2 separate regions of the Homo sapiens genome follow, and region 1 is linked to region 2. A link is a contact called in ENCODE Hi-C or POLR2A ChIA-PET data. All regions are on one chromosome and are shown on one strand. Each heading gives the region's core, a stretch centred on a gene start or an enhancer-like site at or near the end of the contact. The rest is flanking DNA. Distances are from core to core; before and after follow the strand shown.

Evidence for each region. A loop is a pair of places that touch in the nucleus more often than their neighbours do. ChIA-PET counts read pairs that join two places held with the same protein, here RNA polymerase II (POLR2A).
Region 1: a loop to region 2 is called in a map of prostate gland, with 2.0 times the contacts of the local background. The contact joins two enhancer-like sites. A Hi-C loop is called at or near these places in 1 of 168 maps with a recorded cell type or tissue (prostate gland). POLR2A ChIA-PET finds 5 or more read pairs at or near these places in 2 of 52 experiments (MCF 10A and T-cell).

What each region holds. Positions count from the first base shown.
Region 1 is chr6:123,088,551-123,093,994 of GRCh38, forward strand. No RefSeq gene overlaps it. Among named protein-coding and RNA genes, the nearest start is that of CLVS2, 95 kb to the left of the region's middle. Within about 2 kb of position 2,826, at least 10 of the 41 ENCODE cell types and tissues checked have a DNase peak (open chromatin) inside an H3K27ac peak, as active enhancers do.
Region 2 is chr6:123,053,176-123,058,952 of GRCh38, forward strand. CLVS2 (clavesin 2) reads left to right here. Exons shown (of 6, transcript NM_001010852.4): 5 at 2,631-2,851. Among named protein-coding and RNA genes, the nearest start is that of CLVS2, 60 kb to the left of the region's middle. Within about 2 kb of position 4,081, at least 2 of the 41 ENCODE cell types and tissues checked have a DNase peak (open chromatin) inside an H3K27ac peak, as active enhancers do.

The DNA of each region.
Region 1 (5,444 bases), core at 1,576-4,075, 34 kb after region 2:
ATGTGAGTCTTTATTTTATTATTCTTTAAAATTTCTTGTATGTTTGAAATATTTCACTATAAAAAGGAATGTCATGATTTTGGCTTACTCCACCACTATATAAATATTGTCCTGACAATTAAATAATTTTGATGAAGTGCCATTCTGTTAATCTGCTGAAAAGGCCCACATGTGTCCATGTTTTCCAGGCCCTGTAAAATGTGGTTAAATTAGGTCCAGGTGCCATTTAAGGTGAACATTGTTCTCTGTGCAAGCTGCTTATAGGGTAGTGTTTAGCTATCTCAGTTCCATTAAAGAGAGTCAGAGAGATTGATCCTCATTAAATGACTAGTCTGCAAGACTTTTTATGGACTGAATTGTGTTCCATAACCCCCAATATGACTGTGGTTGGAAATAGGGCCTCTAAAAAGGTAATTAAGGTTAAATGAGGTCATAAGGTTGGGGCCCTGATCTGATATGACTGCTGTCCTTATAAGTTCTTCTTATAAGGGACATGAGAGGTGTGCATATGCAGAGGAAAAAGTCACAGCAGGAAAGAGACTGTCACAAGAGAGAGAGCTCAGGAGCAACCAAACCTCCCAACACCTTGATCTTAGACTTCCAGGCCTTAGAGCTGTGAAAAAAATGCATTTTTGTTGTTTAAGTCAATGAGGTTGTGGTATTTTGTGGGATGGAATTTTGTGGCATGAAATTTTATGATTTGGAAGCCCTAGCAAATAAATACAGCGATTACAGCATGAAAAGATATGAGATTGAAAGCCCAGAAATAGATGAAAGACCAGAAGTAGACAGGTTAATTAGTCTATGAAACTGAAGATATTAAAAGAATACCAAATGGCCTTTTCAGCAAAGTTGCTGGCAGTATCAGATTTCCTAATATAAACATTTCCTAGCAGCATCAGGTGGCCCATGGCCTTATTCTAACATCAGGTGATTGTCAGCATGGCTGAATACCCAAGTATAAGTCATGTCTGCAAGAAGAAATAGATTTTTTTTTAGCTATTGTTACAAATAGCTTTCTTTGTTTTGAGTTTTATACTTTGTTTATATTACTTCTCACACAATACCCTATAAATTCTGGCATATTAGTAATTACTCCAAGGTTTAGTGCCCAGCTGCCTAATTTAAGTCCATTTCTGTTGTTAATAATTAGAAACTGTAGGAAAAAACAAACAAACAAATAAACAGAAACAAACAGCACAACCAGGTCTTAAATGGGCTTTGGGTTCCATTTTAATGATATGTTAGTCTTTGAGTGTGTTTTTTTTTTTTTTTTTTTTTTTTAGATAGACTTTCACCCTGTCACCCAGGCTGGAGTGCAGTGGCGCAATCTCAGCTCACTGCAAGTTCCGCCTCCCGGGTTCAGTTCACACCATTCTCCTACCTCAGCCTCCCGAGTAGCTGGGACTACAGGCACCCGCCACCACGCCTGGCTTATTTTTTTTGTGTTTTTAATAGAGACAGGGTTTCACTGTGTTAGCCAGGATGGTCTCGATCTCCTGACTTGTGATCCATCCACCTCGGCCTCCCAAAGTGCTGGGATTACAGGCGTGAGCCACCGTGCCCGGCCTAGTTTTTGAGTTTTAAAAAATAATGTTACTGTTACCCATTACTGCTTCTTCTCAGACATGAGAAAATTTTTTCTTTATTCCTTTTGGATAAATGGATTGTTTCAAACAGAAAGAGAAGATTTGAGATAAAGGGGCCTGCTGAAGACAGTTAAACTTAAGGGAATGACTAAACAAGAAGAATGAATGAAGATAGTGACAGCTAAAAGAACATTGGATTACTATGGAAATAAGACATTTAATATAACACTCATAATGATATCTACCAGTTTTTGAGCCCTTATATTACACTTGGGTCTATGCTCTGCCTTTTATATATTTTATTCAATTTAATCTTTAAAACCACCCTATAGAGTGGATACTAAGATTAGCCAAAATTCTCAGATGAGAAAACTGCCATTTAGTGACATCAATTAATCTGCTCAAGGACAGTGCCAGGATCTGAATCCAATTCTTTCTGATTGATAAACCTAGGACTTTGTCTTAGTCCATTTGGAATGCCATAACAAAATACAACAGATGGGGTGTCTTATAAACAACAGCAATTTATTTCTCACAGTTCTGGAGGTTGAGAATTCCAAAATCAAGGCACCAGCATATTCAGTCACTGATGATGGCAAGCTTTCTCATAGACAGCTCCTCTCACTCTAACTTTACATGGCAATCCATAGAGGAGTCTCTCTAAGGCCTCTTCTATAAAGGCCCTAATCCCATTCATGAGTTCTCTGCCCACATGACTTAATAACCTCCCAAAGACCCCAGTTTCTAATACCATCATCTTAGGGGTGAGGATTTGAACATACAAATTTTGAGGACACATAAACATTCAGATCACAGCAGCATCTTTAACCACTGCAACATACTGCTCCACAAAAGACAGATATTTCTTTTAAGAAATTACAGAAGTCAACGTGAAGCATTATAATTGAAATCTCTTGTATATTATCAGGAGTCAGAAGACAGCAAAGCTGAAGTCTGACTCTGCTTTGCCCTGCGTAGTTTCAGGACACCTTGTACTTCAACTCATGTTTGCTCATGACTCAGTGTGGCTGACATCTCCATGACACACAAATTAGACCAGAGAAGCAAGACTCTCCCTGAGCTGGAGCTGGCCCTCAAGGTAGTGTATACCAATCAGATATATCCTTGGAGGACTCCATAATCAGATTTGGGAGGTCTGGAAGGAGCCCAGACTTTCTATTCAGCAGGAGTGGGCTGAGATTCAGCTGTAAATAGAAGAGAAAGGCTGCCATAGCAGTGGAAAATAACTATGTAGCCCTGGCTTGTCCATTTCACATAAATGCCACAATGATTCATCTTTGAGTTGATAAACATGTTTTCCTAAGTGAAAGTCAGACAGACAGGATGTGATTCCCAGCTAGAAGGGCTTCATTACTAAAGTATTATAGAGAGAAGCTGCTGAGCCTATGCCTTTGCCATGCTGGAAATGGATTTTTGCTAGGGGCACAGTTTTTCATTTCAGTGAAATGCAGATAAGGGGAAATTCTGGCAGTTTATTGTAGTGAGTCTTTAGTCTTACTTTCCTTTTAGTTCTCATAGTGACACAGGTCTGGTGTCATATTCAGGGCTCACATTAAGAATATGAGCAATGCTCACTGACTTCATTGACATAGTCGCCAATGTATTCCCAAACCTGAGGGGGAAAAAAACACCACAGACTCAGGATTTGAAATATAGATGGCACTGTTAGACTCAGGATCTATGTTTAGAAAGAAATTAGGCACATAGCCACCAGATAGATGCAAGGAAAATACCACACCTCAGTTATTAAGGCATCAGGTTTTCTTACAGGCTCTTGTTTACAAGTACAACCCAAGTTCACCACCATCACCCCACACTACCCCATACTTTCAAAAATCACTTTATAATTCCCAGGGGAGAATTATAAATCAATGTTGATTGATTGCTCTGTAGTATATGTAAACAAATAAAACCAATGGGCATGGGGAGCCCAATTCACTGCTTCTCTTGTGACAAGATTAATTTCAAGTCAATCCAGCACTGAACAAACATATATTGGGCATGTAATATTTGGTGGTCTCCATCTGGTTGCTGGGATAGGAGTATGAATAAGAAGGAGCTTTTACTTGTGAGGGCCTTACAACCCAATAAGGGAGACAGAAGCACAAACACCTGTCAGTGTAATGTGGCATGAGAAATAGTAGAATTAGAAAGTATGATGAAAAGAATAATGAAAGAATAATTTTTTCCTGACTGAAAGTAGAGTTAGGAATGAAAATAGAATTACAGAAAGCTGAAGCTAGGAGCTTGATAAGGTCTAAATGTGTGTCCCCTCCAAATCTCAAGTTGATGTGTGATCCTAAATGTTGGTGGAGGGGGCTGCTGGGAGGTATTTGGATCACTGGGGCAGATGGCTCTTAAATGTCTTGGTGCCCTCTCCGTGGCAATGAGTTCACTTGAAAGCTGGTTGTTTAAAGACCCAGTACCTCCCCACTCTCTCTTGCTCCCTCTCTGACCATCTAACACACTTCCTTCCCTTCCCTTCTGATTTGACCAAAAGCTTCCTAAAGCTTCACCAGAAGCTGAGCAGATTGCAGTGTACAGCCTGTGCAGCCTGCAGAACCGTGAGCCGAATAAACCTGTTTTCCTTATAAATTACTCAGTCTCAGGTATTCCTTTACAGCAACACAAAATGGACCAGAACAGAGATGATACTGTGATAGATTTTAAAGCCTGAGAAAATCATTTTTCAGGTAGACTAGTGAAGTAATGCATTCTAAGCCTGGGGAAGAATATGGGCAAAATCATAGCAGAGGGCCTGTTTGTGGTATAGTTTAGGAATGGTGACACATCAGGCATGGCTGTAGAGTGAGGTTTTGTGAGGACAGTGTGGAGGCAAAACTAGAAAGGCACATTGCAAGTAGGTTGCGGGGTAAGTGGGGCAGGTTGTAAGTGGGAGTGGGGAGGTGGGGAGTAACATTGTTGCCTTTTTTGCTCTAGAAGGTGGAATACCAGCAGAGGCCTTTAAAAAAGAATCTGACAGGATCTGAGTTCAGATATAGATAAACCACCTCTATCCATTTATTTATCTTTTATTAAATTATTCTGCATTTTTCTTGTATGTAAAACCTGCTTTTCATAAGGCCATATTTTAATCAGAAGTGCATTTATCAGGCAGCGCCATCAAAGTAGAAGACAGAACATGGGAGAATGGAAAATCAGGAGAGTAATTTTATCTTCAGGAATGAAAATGAGCATTGAAAGGTCATTGTTCTGTCCTTTGCCTCTTGAGGCTGGCAAATCTAGACACAAGGAGTCAGAGTTGGTACTCTTTCTGGCCTTAATGATAGTAACATCAAGATTCTTTCAAAGCACAAAATGACACTCATAAGAAGGATCCTGCTTACCAGACAAGCCTCATTCTTCAGCACTGCCATGTGGGAACCCCCGGCTTCCTTTTTCAGCATGAGTTTCAGGAGACTGATTTCACCATAATTTCTTCTTTCTGTGCTTTTTCATATTCTGATAAATACTTAAAATAGTCTTTCATTTAATAACCTTTTTTACTGGATGATTCCTATTTGATTCCTATTTATTCTTTCAGCTCATATATAATCTGCTCCAGGAAGACTTCCTTGAACATTATGAACTTGGGTTAGTTCTTCCCTTATGTGTCTCAATGTTATCTCACATGTATTTTCATTATACCAATTTTCCCATTGTATTAAAGTTGCTTAACTTTTTCTACATCAAATTGCAAGCTTTTGGTAGGCAGGCACTTTAGCCTACCACAGTATTCTCAATGTCATATACTTAGAAGATCCTCCAAATGTTTGTTAAATCTAACGCAAGAGAATGAGAAAAAGAAATAAATTTAATTATTTAAAGTCAGAT
Region 2 (5,777 bases), core at 2,831-5,330:
CTCTACTAAAATACAAAAAAATTAACGGGGCATGATGGCGCGCCTGTAGTCCCAGCTACTCGAGAGGCTGAGGCAGGAGAATCGCTTGAACCCAGGAGGCGGAGGTTGCAGTGAGCTGAGATCGCAGCACTACACTCCAGCCTGGGTGACAGAGTAAGACTCTGTCTAAAAGCAAACAAACAAACAAACAAAAAAGATATTAGGGCAATCAGCAAAAGAGACTGCCAAGAAGTATTTAGGATGGTAGAAGAAAATCAGAAATGCATGAAGAAAATGTTTCAATAAACAGAGTCATCTATTATACCCATTGCTACGGAGGGTTAAAGATATATAAGGACTGGGAATTGGATACTGAATTTAGCAATGAGAAGGACCTTGACAAAAGTTGTTTTCATTCAGTGGTAAGAGACAAAGCCAGACTGGATTCCATTTAGGAAAAATGAGGAGAGTATTTGGACTATGAATATAGACAATTCCTTGGGTGAATTTTGCTATAAAGAGAAGGAGAGAAATAGGAAAGCAACTGGAGATGGAAGTAGGGCCGAGAGAGGTTTTATGTGTCTGTGTGGGGGGCGTGGAGTCAGGATGTTCTTTCTCTGATGGGAAAGATCCAGCAGAGAGAGGAAATCTGAGGATGTGTGAGAGATAGGAGAGAACTGTTAAGAAATACAACCGAGTAGGGGAGAGAGGACGAATTCTAGTGCGCAGGTGGAGAGGTTGCCCTTTGTAGGGTTTATCTGTTCATTGTACTAGCAGTGAAGGCAAAATACATAGACACAGATGCTGGTGGGTGGGTTGATGTCATCTGGTTGTCCTATTTTCTTAGTGAAAGTGGAAGCAAGGCCAAAGCGGAAAATGATGCTGCGGAAGGAGGCAACAGAGTGTTAGAGAAGAGAGAGGAAGTAGCGTGCTAGGATTACACTGACTGCTCCAAGGATTTATTACCATGACTCTTGCATGAGTTGAAGAAGATTTCTTATGTGAATGATCCCATTTGATAAAATAAAAGTTATATATCTAATAAAATAAGGGTTGCATGTGCCATAACTTAACTTTCACAGGAAAATTATTTTCATTTCTTCTTATAAGAAGAACACAGGGGTGCACATGTGTTTTCCTGGATATAAATACTGGCTGTTGTGCCCTCAGACAGGAGAGGGAAGGTGTAAAGTTTGCAGTTAACCTGGTGTACTTTGGGGCAGATGGCCTCTTCCACCTCCTGTGGGCCTCATGTCATGTACTCCAGACAGCTGTTTGCTCTGCCTATTTTGGCCAGTGACCTGCTGTTTCTGCTTTTACTCTTCTATAATTTGTTGAAAATGCTTATTAAGTGGCAACTACCATCTTCTAATTTTATTTGATATTGTAGAGTAATCTTTCTTTGTTTCCCAATGTATTTACTTCAGTGGATTCTGAAGGTACAGAAAGCAAATATGAATGTGTTAGCTTATTCTTCTTGAACTCAAGAATGAAATTATTTTTATGACTTACTATAATTTTGAAATAAATATTATATAAATGTAGATGAGACAACAGTGTTGTAGCAGAGAAGGCCAATCTGTAGTTTTGAAACTGAAATGAAAGAAGAGCAAAGGTAGCAGTTTATGGAAAAACAAATCTTGAGTATGTGGCTTGAATATGCCTCAAGTTTTTTTTTTTTTAAAGCACTATTTAGGATGGTAGAAGAAAATCAGAAATGCATGAAGAAAATGTTTCAATAAACAGAGTCATCTATTATACCCATTGCTACTGAGGGTTAAAGATATATAAGGACTGGGAATTGGATACTGAATTTAGCAATGAGAAGGACCTTGACAAAAGTTGTTTTCATTCAGTGGTAAGAGACAAAGCCAGACTGGATTCCATTTAGGAAAAATGAGGAGAGCATTTTGTCTATAATCATAGACAAAATGATTAAGGTATGCATACAGCTTTACATTTTTAATTCATTGTTTCTTTTTCTATTTGGACAGTCAGTATGGAAATCTTTAGTAGAGAAGATACTGGCAACATTACAGAACATAATGTCCTTTGGGACATGAACTTCACTCAGCCTTTCATTATGACGATGCTAATCTACTTTGGTTATTTACATCACCCACTTTGCATTATAAAACAGTAATTTAGTGGTTACAATATTCTTATTTTTATTGATGATAAAGAGAAAGCCTTGCAAGTGACAGCTTTTTGGTGTAATAACTTGCATAGGCTCTGTAATTGATGAGTCCCTTATGAGAAGGGTCTGTTTTCACAGCATTCATTATACACATCATCAAGTTTGCACAACTAACACCAGGATGATGTACAGATCAGCATGTACGTATTATTCTGCCCATGTCCCTGCCTATGAAGAAGGAAACCAAATTTGTGGTTGCAGCTCTTTTACCCAATAACTCTCTGACCTTCCAGAAATTACTTAAAGTGTCTGAGCCTCAGGATTTTGGTATGATATATTAGGATAACAGTACCAGCTCTGCCTGTTTTACAGAGTAGATGACTGGCTAAAGTACTTTAACAGACATGCGAAACTCATATTTGCTATTGCTATCCTCACATCCCCCCTGTAGGATTTAGATGGTATTTAGTTTCCTCTGTGTCTTTCCCTTCCTCCCGTCTTCTTGCATTTATAGATATTTTTGCATGGTAACAACCTGAACAGTCTACACCAACTAATTCATCCTGAGATCCTGCCCTCTGAGTTTGGAGGAATGCTGCCTCCTTATGACATGGGGACATGGGCAAGAACACTGCTAGACCATGAATATGACGATGACAGCGAGTACAATGTAGACTCCTACAGCATGCCTGTGAAGGAAGTAGAGAAGGAACTCTCCCCAAAGTCCATGAAGAGGTATGCTGGAGGTAGACTGGGGAGTGGGCTGGGCCAGGGCAGGGAGAGGCATCCTGAGTCAAACTCAAAGCTTTCTGTTTTTCTGTATACATTTTTCTGGTGGGATTTTAAAACTCTTTATGCCCTATGATTGTATGTCTAAGAGTTTTGAGTCAAAGATAAAGTCATTTTCTTATAGTGAGAACATTTAAAATTTATTCTCTTAGCGGTTTTCAAATATACAATACATTATTATCATATATTTGAAAACTGTAGTAACCCTGATGTATGATAGATCTCCCAAACTTATTCTTCCTGTCTAATTGAAACTTTGTACTTTTTGATGAATATCTCCCTATCCACCCCCCCAAACCATCCTGCCTCATCCCAGTGCTTGGTAACCACCATTCTACTATCTATTTCTATGAGTTCGACTTTTTTTAGATTCCACATATAAGTGAAATCATGCAGTATTTTTCCATCACATTGTATTCCATAACTATATGCAATTATCTGTCAATTAAGGAAAAGATAAAGTAATTTGAGGTAACCTCAACTTAGTGTTGTTCCAAATTCACAGACAGTCTAGCAGGGCCCTTGGAAGTCACCAAATCTGGTGGTTTTCAAATTGTATCCTGAGAAACCAAAGGTTTTGAGGGGGTGCCTTAGGCCAAGTAGGTGGAGTAGAGAGAGTGCCCATTTCCACTGTTGTGGGAGCAACTCTCCTATAAGCAATTTATTGGATTTCTGTGTAAGATTTCTTTTGAAGAAAGCAACCACACACACCAGTTCAAACACTGTGTTCAAAGTTTCTGGTCCTTTTTCAATATCTCTGCCAAGTCTTTGTCTAAAGGTCTAAACATTACTGGTACAAAACATTGTATTTCACTTCAGTTTTAATCTTTATAGAGTTCATTGTTGAGTCAGAGTCCAAATACCTGCTTTGACTCTCACAGCACTTTTATGCCTTTTATCTTTCAATCAATAGTCTGGGGAGTTGTCAGACATTGCACAAATGCATACCTGGCTCTGAGTTTGCATTCTGTCACAAACAAGTAGATGTGTAATTCTCAGACTTCCCAGGCAACCACAGCTCAGGGTCCATTTGGATAACAGTAACAAATATTACTTCTCCAGTTCATTTCACATTCACAGAAGTATGGGCACCGTAGCCCCTGCAAGTCTCCCCTCACCTAGCTCAGGGAGGATACAAGGACAATGAACGGGTCATGCCAATGTCTGGCATCCTTCTCTGATGAAAGCCTTAAGGCCCTTTGCCCATAGCTCTGACTCATGGAGTAATGTGCCTGTTCTTTAAGGATGGTCTTCTTTTTTTTTTTTTTTTTTTTTTTTTTTTTTTGAGATGAGTCTAGCTCTGTCTCCCAGGCTAGAGTGCAATGGCGCGATCATGATTCACTGCAACCTCCACCTCCCTAGTTCAAGGGATTCTCCTGCCTCAGCCTCTGGAGTAGCTGGGATTACAGGCTCCCAACACTGCACCCAGCTAATTTTTGTACTTTTAGTGGGACAGGGTTTCACCATCTTGTCCAGGCTAGTGTCAAACTCCTGACCTCATGATCCACCTGCCTCGGCCTCCAAAATACTGGGATTACAGGAGTGAGCCATTGCGCCTGGCCAGGATGGTCTCTTTTATGCTGCTGCCTCTGTTGTGATTGTTGTTAGTATGTGTGTGCATTGATTTCCTCTCTCCAGGCTGCTGCACAACTCCTTGGAGAGAACGGAAAGGCCAGAAATTTTCCCTGCTCTAATTTTCCACTAGTTAGCAAGCTTATATTTAAACCAACTTTAGGCTTCTTAACTCCCTTCTTTTAGAACAGAACTTCTCAAGATCTCTGCTCTCCTAAGGGGTTCATGGATGGGCTCTCAAAGGATTCTGTTAAGTGCTAAAAGTTGTATGCAAAATTTTGTGTGCGTAAGTATGAATGTACTATATGTATATGTCATGCATATATTTTCTGGGGAGAAGTCATATATTTCATCAAATTATTTGAAAGTTTTTAAAAACAAAAGTGGTTAAAAGCAACTCCCCCTAAAATAGTTTTCTTCTAATAAAATAATCCTAATGATAACAGTTGTTATAATCTATCATTTACTAGGTACTTTTCATGAAGTAGGTGTCTTTTTTTTACATTAATTTATAAATCCTCACAACAACCGTGTTAAACAGATACTGCATCCTCAACGTTAGGTAGTCTATATATAGTGGAGCAGAGGGCTCCACTGCATGAGATGTGGAGTCTTTCACACCACTGACATAAAGCCTGCCTACCCTTCGTGGCACAGAGGCCCTTTCTCAGAACTGAACTACATAAGGATTTGGAGGCAGCTGTCATCGGTGTCCACTAGTGTTCTTCTTTGTCAGCTAATGAGGCCCTTTTTCTTCAGCCATTCTGCCTGAGGCATGATTCCTCATGTGGCCCATCACGTGAGCACATTTTTCTCTGTATCTTCTACACATCACCTGCACTCTGCTCAGCTGCACCCACCCCCTAAAAATTATTTAACTGTTCTTGTTGATTCCAGCCTTACCTGCTCCCCTACTCCCAATTTATTATCCACATGGCAATCCAAAAATCTTTTTAAAATATGAATCAGACCATGTCACATCTTGGCTTTATTTTTATTTTTATTTTTGTTTTTTTGAGGCAGGTTCTCTTTGTGTTGCCCAGGCTGGAGCGCAGTGGCGTGATCATGGCTCACTGCAGCCTCCAACTCCCTGGACTCAAGCAATGCTACCACCTCAGCTCCACAAGTAACTGGGACTACAAGTGCCTGTCACCATGACTAGTTAATTTTTTATTTTTATTTTTTTGTAGAGACCAGGTCTCACTATGTTGCCCAGACTGGTCTCAAACTCCTGGCCTCAAGTGATCCACCTGCCTCAGCCTCTCAAAGCACTGGGATTACAGGTGTGAGCCACCAGGCA